Regions from separate parts of the Homo sapiens genome. Here region 1 is linked to region 2. The links are chromatin loops, found by intact Hi-C in ENCODE. Cell type or tissue: CD4-positive, alpha-beta T cell. All regions are shown on one strand. Each heading gives the region's core, and the rest is flanking DNA. Links, peaks and the distances in the headings are about the cores only.

Region 1 (5,386 bases), core at 287-5,286, 1.1 Mb after region 2:
CTTCCCACTGACGTTGGTGTGTACGAATGGGAGATTAAAGATTTCTCAGAACAAGCTCAAAATACTGAGAACTGATCTCAAAATACAGAGATACTGGGAGGTAACAGCCATAAAATCTGAGTTAGTGAAAGAACAAAGGCTGTAGTGGTTGCATTAGTGGTTATAACTTAGGCCATGAGCTTTAAGCACCCATGGGCACACACAGTTGAGGGCATGAGCATCCTCATACACAGGTGATTGAATGAAAAGACTGATTCGCTTGGATAGAAAATCAAGCCCCACTTGATTTTCTAAACATCCCTGTACCCCAAATCTAAACTACTAAATGCTAAAATACTAATGATATTGATTTTGATCCTGAATATCTTATTTTATGACAAACTTATGACAAGAGATCCCAGCATATCTGGTCAATGAGAAGCACTTTAATTTCCAGAACCTTTATTTATTTATTTATTTGAGATGGAGTCTCGCTCTGTCACCCAGGCTGGAGTGCCAGTGGTGCGATCTCAGCTCACTGCAACCTCCACATCTCAGGTTCAAGCGATTCTCCTGGCTCAGCCTCCTGAGTAGCTGGGACTACAGGCACATGCCACAACGCCTGGCTAATTTTTGTATTTTTAGTAGAGGCAGGGTTTCGCCATGTTGGCCAGGCTGGTCTCGAACTCCTGACCTCGGTGATCCACCTGCCTCAGCCTCCAAAAGTGCTGGGATTACAGGCATGAGCCACCACACCCAGCCTCCATAAATTTTTATATCTATAAATCTAGAATTCTGTATAGAAATACAGCTGTCATGATGACCATCTTGATGAATCTTGAGCAGTGTAAGATATCAGAGTACTTTTGGAATCACCAAGAAAGATTGTTTCATTTGGTTTACTGGCAGTGTTAAATCTAGTTAATTATTTTCTGATTATTTAACTTGATGAAAGTTTATGGTATATTGTGATTGTTAATTAACATAGGACTTACAATTTAGCCAAAACAAAATGGTAGCTTACTTTTTCAGTGTATCTGGAGAAGCAGGAGAGTGTACAAGTTAGTAGTTCATGTTCCAGCTTTGCCATTTACTAGCTGAGCAACGAAATACTTGAGCAAATTACGGAGCCATTTTCTGCCTCTATTTCATCAGTAAATTGGAGAAAATAATGGTACCTACTAATGGATAAAATGAGTTAAAATGTATAAAATGCTCTGAATAGTACCTATTATATAGTAATCATTCAACAAATGTTAGTTTATTATTGCTATTGTTGTTATCATAGCATTTTCTAGTTTGCTTGGCACTTATGCCTATCTTTTCTCATTTTAGCCTCATGATAACCCTGTAAGTTAAGTAAGGCAAATGTCATAAATAAGGAAATTAAGGATTTTTTTTAAAGTGACTTGTTCATGGTCCCAAAGCTAGAAGTGTTGCTAAGTGGGGCTAGATCCCACATCTTTTGACTGATAATCTATCTCTCACCATATCATGATGTCTCCTTCTCAGCATGCTGAATAAATAGGTGCCATTATTTCTGGCACATTGTCTCTTTAATAGCCACATATTCTTAGGGTTCCAGTTAAGGTTGAGAAGCTGAGATCATGTTGGCTTCTGAGATCAAAGATAATTTTACTGACCTCAAATTGTATACCAATATGATGATAGGGTGTTGAGATGCCCAGGGTAAAGGAGTCACATTTGATAAAACCTTGTGTGGATTATCATCTTTTCATAATGGCTAAATCTTTTATGATACCGTTCAAGCTCAGTGACTTCCCAAATCATACTAATAAGTACAAGAAGTGTTAGCAAAAGAGATGAAAAAATTGAACTTGTAAATGAGACCTTTGTACCAAATTCTTGGATGTTTTTTCTTCAAAGGCTCATTCAGGGATCTTGAATTCTTCAGTGGGTTCTTGGTATCTTATGACATAAAGCATCCTCCCATTAGGTCTGGGAAAATCACCACAAGCATGCCAATAGTTCTGATATCTTAGCAACAAGGATCTTGCTTAGATCCATGCTTGCCTTTCCCCAAATCTGGATTGAATTACTGGAAGTTGAACGATCTAGCTCTAAAGACTGCACAAACATTATAAAAGAGAGCTCTGTTAACACCAGATGGCCTTATCTGCAGATTTTTAAAATGTAGACTATAAGAGAGCCATATAAGCATTGTCCAGAGAGACAAAAGGAAAGAAAAATACAAGCCACAATGGTTTGAAATATCCAGCTCTATTTTATAGAACCTTGACTCTACTGATGTTCTTCAACCCCAATCCTGCAGTTATTCATGTGGATTTTAACGAGAGTAGCTAGTGAAATTCAAGCTCAGATGTAGTCATTGAACCAAATAGTATAACGACTAAGTTGGAGATTTTAACTCACGACACTTGCCTTTTGTTGTCTAGCTTCAATACTATTTAAGAAAATAAGTATTTCTAGGTTATTTGAGGGATTTTGACATGGATGCAAAATATTAATCTGTTCTTTTTCCTTTGGCCCCAGGAGCTGGGATGAAATCACATGATTTCATCATTTTGAATCCATGCGGCTCCTCTGAGATAGGGCCAGATGTAACCAGAAGGATTTATAGGGTGTAAAATTCAGAATGGATTAGAAAAGCCTTTCTATGTTCAGCCCAACACATCCTAAATCAACGTCCCCTGAATGGACCAGAGCAATCTCTGGCTGGCCTAGTGGGGAGGTTGTCATGGCAACTGACTGGCAAGCTCAGCCAGTGGAATGTGAATGCAAACAATAGAGTGATAAGACTGTGTACAGAGCAGCATACTAAGGCTGCTTCTGCCCAGGTACAGTGGCACATAGGTGAAAGTGTGAAACTGTTGCTGCATTTTGTAACTTCTTAACAATCTCTGGCAGCTCATTTGAAATTTACCAAGTGCCCTTTCCCAGATGTTGGTAAAAACATTCCTGCTGATAGATAACAGAAGCTATGGAAAAATCAGCACCCAGCTGATAGGTGCAGAGGTATACAAAGCCCTGGAGGGCTGTTGGAATAACACTACTCAAAAATTTTCTGAAGGAGGTTGAAGCAGGTTTAAGGTAAATCTTATGACTCTTCAGTGCCATCTTGTGTCCTTTTAGATACTGACAATTTACTAGAAGCCCACTCTCAGACCGATCATTAGGCAGCAGCAGGGCAGACATGGAAAAGTTAGAGCTGGATTATATTGGAGCTTGGTATTCCCTTTTACAGCAGAATATGCACACCAAGCCTTCTGAGCTTTAAATTGATTTAAAAAATTGAAATTAAAAATTTTGGTAGAATCTGGAAATAAAAACAGAATAAGATGCCAAATAATGCCATGAAAAGATTGCAAGAGTCTACATGGTGCGCTAGGGGTTGAGGGAAGGGATGGAAAATCTAGATTTAGTGTTGAAGATTCTTACAGATAGATTTGGTATTGAGGATTCTTACTGTTGTCATTACTAACTCTTGCAATAGAATATTTTTAATCTATTCAGTCATGCTGATAATGCAAATGAATCAACAGAGAAAAATAAAATGTGAACATCACCAATTCCACTTTATAACTCTTTTGTTCATGGTTAATGGAGTAAGAGATGGTAGCATTTGCTTAAATGGTACCTCATGCCCACCTCTAATCTCTTACCTACCCCAAACCTACCACCCACTGATGTCTCACCATCACCTCATCACTATTGAAAGCCATAATCAAGTCCCATTTAATTTCAGAAATGCAAAATAACCAAGATGTGTTTCTGTGTGTTTCTTCCAGGGTTTGAGTTTTTTGAAACAAGTGCCAAGGACAACATTAATGTCAAGCAGACATTTGAGCGCCTTGTGGATATCATCTGCGACAAAATGTCAGAGAGTTTGGAGACTGATCCTGCCATCACTGCTGCAAAGCAGAACACGAGACTCAAGGAAACTCCTCCTCCACCGCAGCCCAACTGTGCCTGCTAGTGTCCCCGTGCACACAGGCAGCTCCAGGGGGCTCTGGTTGCCAACAAACAGCATTTGTAAATGGTCTATTAGCCTTCATTTATACTGCCTAACAATTATTTGAAGGAATAAATTGATGTCAATGGCTCGTACGCATTCAATTCTTGGGAGCTTTCCTGTTTAATATGTGGCAAATATGTGATCTTAAATTTATAAGGACTATCCATCTATAAACATCTGGTACCTGCATGTGACTTGTTATTTATTTGTCTGCTAGGCTCTTTTTGTTTCAAATTTGTTCTCAGACTACTTCTGGGACATCAGACTATAATCTCACTACAACTGGCTTTTGTCCCATTGATTCAAATTATGCTATTCACTTGTAGGAATGATGACCAAGGAATTGCTTGTGTGTGTGTGTGTGTGTGTGTGTGTGCACGCATGCCCGCATGCGTGCAGAGGAAGAAGTCACAAGACTTCATTTGCTTTACTCTTAGTTGAAAATCAAATGGAAGTTTTTCTCATGATTAGGGACGCTGTCACGAGTCTGGTCAGTTTACTGTTGGGAACTGTGTCTTTATTTCACTGTTATTAATAACTGAGATCATTGGCCTATAAAGAAATTGAAATGTTGTTTTTAAGGTCCTTGCAATTTTCCTAAGTCATTAATATTACCTGACTGGGGCTATTTAACAATAATCTTCGTTTACACATTTAAATAAGCAAGTATCTACCCAGGACTGCTTTTTCCACTGATCCTTCCCAATTCTGTGAATATTCAACATCATTGAACAGATTGAGACATATCTACTGAATGCCAGTTATGCAACAAGCATTTTAACCAAGAAGGGTATGAGTAGCTATGGAATTCCAAGGTCCAAGCCCCCTTATTTTTCAATGACTTGCCTTCCCCAACCCCCATAATGCACACCACCACCACCATCACTTTCTGGAACCATCACCAACTCTTGGACTAGAGCTTATGTTGAAGCTTGTTAGGGCTCCTCTTTCCGTAGGATGTAGACTTGCCTCCCCAAACACGGCCATCTTCTCAAACCTCAGCTAAGTTCTTTTACCTGTTTAGATGCTATTTAAATCAGATTTCAAAGGGTCCCCAGTTGAGAAAAAGGAAAATTTTAATCTTTAATCATCTTTTTAAGTCCAGATGTTCATAAATTCTAAAGCATATTCCTATTACGTGAATGCTTAAGTTACACAGGAAACATTCTATAACTGTAGTATTTCAATTTCAGAAATATTTAGGATCCATAGCAATTTAAAAGAGGGAGGAAACCACTGGAGCATTCTAATTTTGTATCACAAACTTCCTAAAGGACCTATATGAATAAAGAGAAAACAACAAATCCTACCAGCTGTACAGAGAGCAACAGGGAAATTTGGCCTCTGTATCACTGTCCAGCATTATTTAAAGCTAGGATTTAGGAAGGAAGCAGGAATTATTTGGCAGAT
Region 2 (5,386 bases), core at 76-5,075:
GAGCCCTAAACATACATCAGTAAGAGATCACTGCAGAAATAATAGCTGACATTTGAAAAGCATTTCATAATGTTATACTAACCAACCTTCCTGGGTTAAGAACTAGATTGAGCAGCACACAATCCCCATGAAAATGTTCTCAATTTACTACTAGCTGAGAGCCCTGCTGCAGTTCTGTTATTAACTGCTCCACTATGGCAAAAGGATAGAGGAGAATGTTGAACAGGGCTTTTCTAATTAGTGTTTGTGGTGCTAGTCTGCTGGCTGACCTTGAAATTGGAATAAGGCAGGTCAGACATTAAAACTCAGAGAAAGAAATCAGAATTCTTTAACTCTCTTCTCTCTATACTATCTTTAACTCCACTTCTCGACTCGTCTACTCTACTTCTCTCATACTATCATAGACCTACAACTGGGCAACCCTTCATACTCTATGTTTATTTGTCTTATACTTTTACAAGGCTTAATAAAACTCCAGCTTACTAGCCAACCAACATGAGAGTTTTTCTGATTCTCCATAATGACTTCTAAATGTCAAATGAGTAAGATTCAGTTTATCCAGTTCCTTAGGCAAGATAACAAGCCCCCGATTTCTAATAATGTAGGAAGCTTGTTACTTTTTAACAACTGGCCTTGAAGACCTGGGTGGTTCCCAAAACCCCTTAATTTGACTGCAAAGATGAGTCACTGAAAACTCTGTCATCAACCATACTATGGGGACAGTGCTAACAGAGATCCTTGAAATTCCCAGATAATCCCCAAACTACCATTTGGCTACCAGCTTTAGCCTCTTAACTTAAATCTTCACTAGAACTGCTAACAACATTACACTGATAAAAGCTTCAAAAGAGCTAGCATATTTCTGAGAAGTGTTAACTTGGGGATGTATCAAGAATTGGGCCATAGAAAGAAGTTATAGAAGCAAAAATTGAATATTCATTCTTGTATAACAAATGCATTGTAGAGTTTTGAGTACTTATTGCATCATTTAATTGTCAGTAGAATAGTTTGATTTAAGCTATATAACAGTTTTATCATTTATTTGTAAGCCTTAACTAGGTAGAAATATCTTTTTATAGAATTTAAACAATATATTAGGAGCAGAAACTGACTTGCTGAGAAATTGCTGGGTCTTTCCAGAGGTCGTATGAATAGATTCTTAGACAAAACAGAAGTCTAATTCTAGAAAACTGTCTAGTTTTCAAATGTCTATTATAATCTATCTCTGAGTCTTAAGTGTTAAGGCCTACTGCTCTTCTCATTGTGTTAATGGGCTTTTGCTTGTGCGCCGCAGAGACTAATTTTCTTTCCCATATAGATATAAATAAGGACAATGGTACAAAAGAGAAAATGGTGAGGGAGGCCTTGGAGCTAGAGTTGGGAGCCTTGTAGGATTCCCTGGGTTCCTCAGAAAGCGCTCCCTAATGTGGAAAACCAAAGTCAGGTAAATGGAAGAGGAAATGTTAAAGGAGAATTACTTTCTGGTATTTATGCTACTTTCATAGACATCTTTTATAGCTCCTGCAAAGGCAAGAAGGAAATCATTATGCACTTTGTATAGTGACCCAAGCCCTGGCATGGAAATTAAAATACTTGCTATTAACTCTAACTCTGCCACTAAAGTGTGTGGCCTCAGGCATGCTATTTCTTTTCCTCCATCTCTTTATTTGTAAAGTGAGTAGTGTAAACCATGGGTGAAACACTCATTTTCTGCCCAAACATTTGATGTTAGAAACCTTGTGATATAATGGAAATACCACACATTTAGGAATATAAGCAAATTTCTAGTTATATGTTGTGTAACACTGATTGAGTGAGCTCTTTTAGTTTCTTATCAGTAAAATAAATAGATTAACACACACTTTGCAGGGCAGCTGTGAAAATAAAAGATAACATATAATAAATACCAGGAAATGTGCCCAGAATGTAGAACAGCTTTACATTAAAAAACAATGTTTATTCAATGATGCCATGACCTGGTCCTAAATGGCCCTGCATTGCAGGTTGAGTTGTAAGTCTGACTTCTGTCTCCATGGATTAAGCAGCATGGAGTCTGTGTTACTACCTGAGAGTAAAAGCGATTCAAAGCTCTTGGCTCTGTCTATGAATGAATGCAAAGGCAATTCTCTCCCAGGACCTCTTGGAAATGCTATGGGAGATTAGAGGCCCATTGCACAATCATGCCTTAACTCAGCCTCTATGGCCCTGGGACCTCTCTAACCCCTCTCTAACCCCTCTCAGCTATGTTGAAAGCTCTGCTGGTGAAGGAAAATGTAGTGAAGCATGGCAAGCTACTTTACTCACACCAAGAAATGCAAAGCCCTGACAATGTAGAGGGGTTCCAGAATAAGTCTTTGAATCCTTTTTCTGATATTCTCAAATACTTGTGTTGAGAATTGGGCAGGATGCTGAGGGGTGGGGAGTAGGCAAAAGATGGCGAAAGACATCCACTTCAGCGAACCTCTAATGTTTCCCATTCAGTTGGGAATCTAATGTTTCAGATTCAGTTGGGAATCTGTCAAAAAACGGGCTACATCTTAGGGGAAATAATCCATCTTTTAAAAGTTTCCATCAACAACAAACTTCTCTCATTTACAAGAAAATGCATCATTTGACACCTTGGAGATTTTACCTGGAGGAAGATAATTTCTTGAAGCTTCTTGTGCCTGTGAGAGCCCAAAGCTATTTTGCAGCTGCAATATTGATAATGTATTCACATTCTCCCCAGAGCACTGGATTCTTTAACCTTAATATTGAGTCTGGAATGAGATTCTGTCCTCTAGAGGTCACCAATGCACCAGATTTGAAGGCCACGGAGGCTTCTAAAATGCTCAGGAAGAGCTAGGTGTCCTGTTCACATATGAATGAAAGAGAAAATAAGGCAAGTAAATTATCCTAATGGTTATTTTCCAGCTAGTCTCTGAAGAAGTAGGAAATCTGGTTTTCAATAAGGCATTTTAAAATGGATTTATCTTGGTTTATCTTGGCTTTTCTCTGCACTGATCTAGCTGAAGGAAACTCCTATAGTAATTAAATACTTCTTAACAGATAGTTTACTTTTGATAGTGAGAGAAGAAACTTTTCTAAATAGAAGAAAAACTGATGTAGAAATAGGCTATTATAGCCTCCATTAAATGAGTGTTACTTTCACTGGTGCTCTGGCCAAGGCAGAAGGTCTCTCTGTGCCTCCTCAGCACACTGTCTTCAAAGGGCATGGGGACACAGAAGCAGGGAAACATGGCCCTTTAATTCACAGTTATATAATTTTTGAGTTGCTTTATAAGGAGAGACGCCATCTAAAGTATTTATATCTCTGCAGACAAATTAGAAACTGCACATAAAGGGATCACTTTGAGAGTCAAAATATGCCTTTCCCTTGGGAGAACAATCAGTCAAGAGCCAAGAAAGTGGTAGTCTCCGTTTGGGACTATTGGGACCTAAAGGAAAGTCTTAATCAGACTTTGCCTTTTTAGTTATCCTGATGCGTTAATCTTGTATGAAGCTAGTTGTCTCCCTTAAATAGAACTAGCCAGGAGAACAGCACTCCACGTCGGCAGCCGGACTGAACGAGGGGAGTATACACTGCGCTGCCCAGGGTTTGGGAGGTGCGGTGTCCTAGCCTGGTGCCCATGGACTGCACTGTTCAAGGCGTGACCTGAGAGTCACCACCAGCGGTTCCCAGCATTGTTCCTGCTGCTCTGGTTGCTCTCCAAGGAGAGGAATTCCTACACCACGACTTTCCCAGGGTCCAGACACTTGCCAGCACCTGACCCATCAGGAAATCGCCTCTCCCCTCTTCCTTCCCCTATTCCTTCCCGAGCATTCCCCAGTCCAGGGTGTGGTCAGCCCTCAGAAGATCTGCTGGGATTGATTGACAAAAAAACAAAACCTTCCTCTAGATAAGAAAGATCACAGTGCTATAGGAAATCTATTTACTTCTGGGTGGCACTTGTCTACCCTCTCTCTCATTCTCTCTAACACTTTTAACTGCTGACTGTGTAGTTTCTTATCATTTCTTCAAGATATGTGGGGCAGTCAATCTTCAATCAATGAGCATTGTTTGGGTAACTCTTTTTATGGCCAATTCACAAGGAAGTAAAACATTTTGTCCTAGAGAGTTAGTGGTGGTCTTTCTCAGGGTTATTCGACATTTTCTTTAGCACTAAGAAAGAACAGAGACAAATTTTTATTTCTGAGCTGTTTCCGTTAGCTGAGAGCCCCCTCTAAAAGCTGCTAGTACTACAGAGATGTGAGAGTTCAGCAAAGGATGGCACTCGTCATCTATTCTGGAGAATCCTGTAACGTGGATAATATGCTAGGTGGGTGGCAAAGTGTTGTGCAATGTGCTTTGCTAGGTTGAGAATCGTGTCCCTGACTTCTTGCCGATGTAGAGCTGACAGAAAGCTTTCTGGGGATTCAGTGGTTTGATCTTGGTTACCAGTTGAGTGACTGTAAGCAAGCCTCTCTTATGTCTTATTTCTCTTATTTGTAAAGTAAAAGGTTTGGACATCATTTTCTCTAAGGTCCATTTTGAAGCCAGAACCCACTCTGAGAAATTAAGGCTGCTCAGTCAGGGCAGTTGCATCTTAGCAAGTGTGTTGGCCTCTTAAGACTGCCTTAACAGTGTACCAAAACCCAAATGGCTTAAAACAACAGATAATTCATTTTCTTATAGTTCTAGAGGCTGGAAGTCTGAAATCGAGGTGCAAAGAGGGCCAAGGTCTCTCTGATAGCTCTAGGGAGAATCCTTCCTGGCTTCTTCTGCCTCTTGGTGTTTGCCAGCAATCCTGGCATCCCCTGGCCTGCAAATGCCTCACTCCAGTCCTATTATCATCTTCTCCCTGTGTGTCTTCACACGGTCTTCCCTCTGTGCATGTCTGTCTCTGTGTCAAAATTTCCACTTTCTATAAAAACACAGTCACATTGGATAGGACCTGCCATAATGACCTCATTTTAACATGATTACTTCTGTAAAGACCCTATTTCCAAATAAGGTCACATCTTGAGGTACTGGGGAGTAAGACTTCAGTGTATCTTTTTGAAGGGATATAGTTCAAACCATAACCGTAAGCACATAACAAATCCCTCTGTGCTGGATATCTTCTCTTTGACCTCTGGGTGCATTGTCCATGTTATTTTGTGCCCTGGCCTCTATAGATTATACCAAGGGATTCCCTTGTCCTCCAGCTTTCAGTTGGGTTTAGCAATGACAGGCGATATGATGGAAGAGGAGAGTTGGATAGGGTGAGTGGTGGTATTTAGTCCCCTGCGGGGTTCTCTCTCTGTAATAGGAGATGTTACTACAGGCTGGCTCTTCCTTTAAAGAGACTTTATCCACACAGATTTCTTTGCCTCTGGGACTCTTAGGGCTGCGTCAAACCTTTAG

Evidence for each region. Peaks named below come from ENCODE experiments on the same cell type or tissue, not always from the same donor. Only the 100,000 strongest peaks of a DNase experiment are listed, where the experiment ranks them.
Region 1: it touches region 2 in a loop (5-fold over the local background); 8 of 110 quality-filtered maps call a loop at or near these places.

What each region holds. Positions count from the first base shown.
Region 1 is chr5:58,847,415-58,852,800 of GRCh38, forward strand. RAB3C (RAB3C, member RAS oncogene family) reads left to right here. Exons shown (of 5, transcript NM_138453.4): 5 at 3,750-5,386. The coding sequence ends at 3,937. Among named protein-coding and RNA genes, the nearest start is that of PDE4D-AS1, 190 kb to the right of the region's middle. In CD4-positive, alpha-beta T cell, for the core only: a CTCF peak has its summit at 3,140; no DNase peak of the experiment used is centred there.
Region 2 is chr5:57,776,798-57,782,183 of GRCh38, forward strand. No RefSeq gene overlaps it. Among named protein-coding and RNA genes, the nearest start is that of LINC02225, 120 kb to the right of the region's middle. In CD4-positive, alpha-beta T cell, for the core only: a CTCF peak has its summit at 2,774 (motif pointing right); a DNase peak (open chromatin) is centred at 2,794.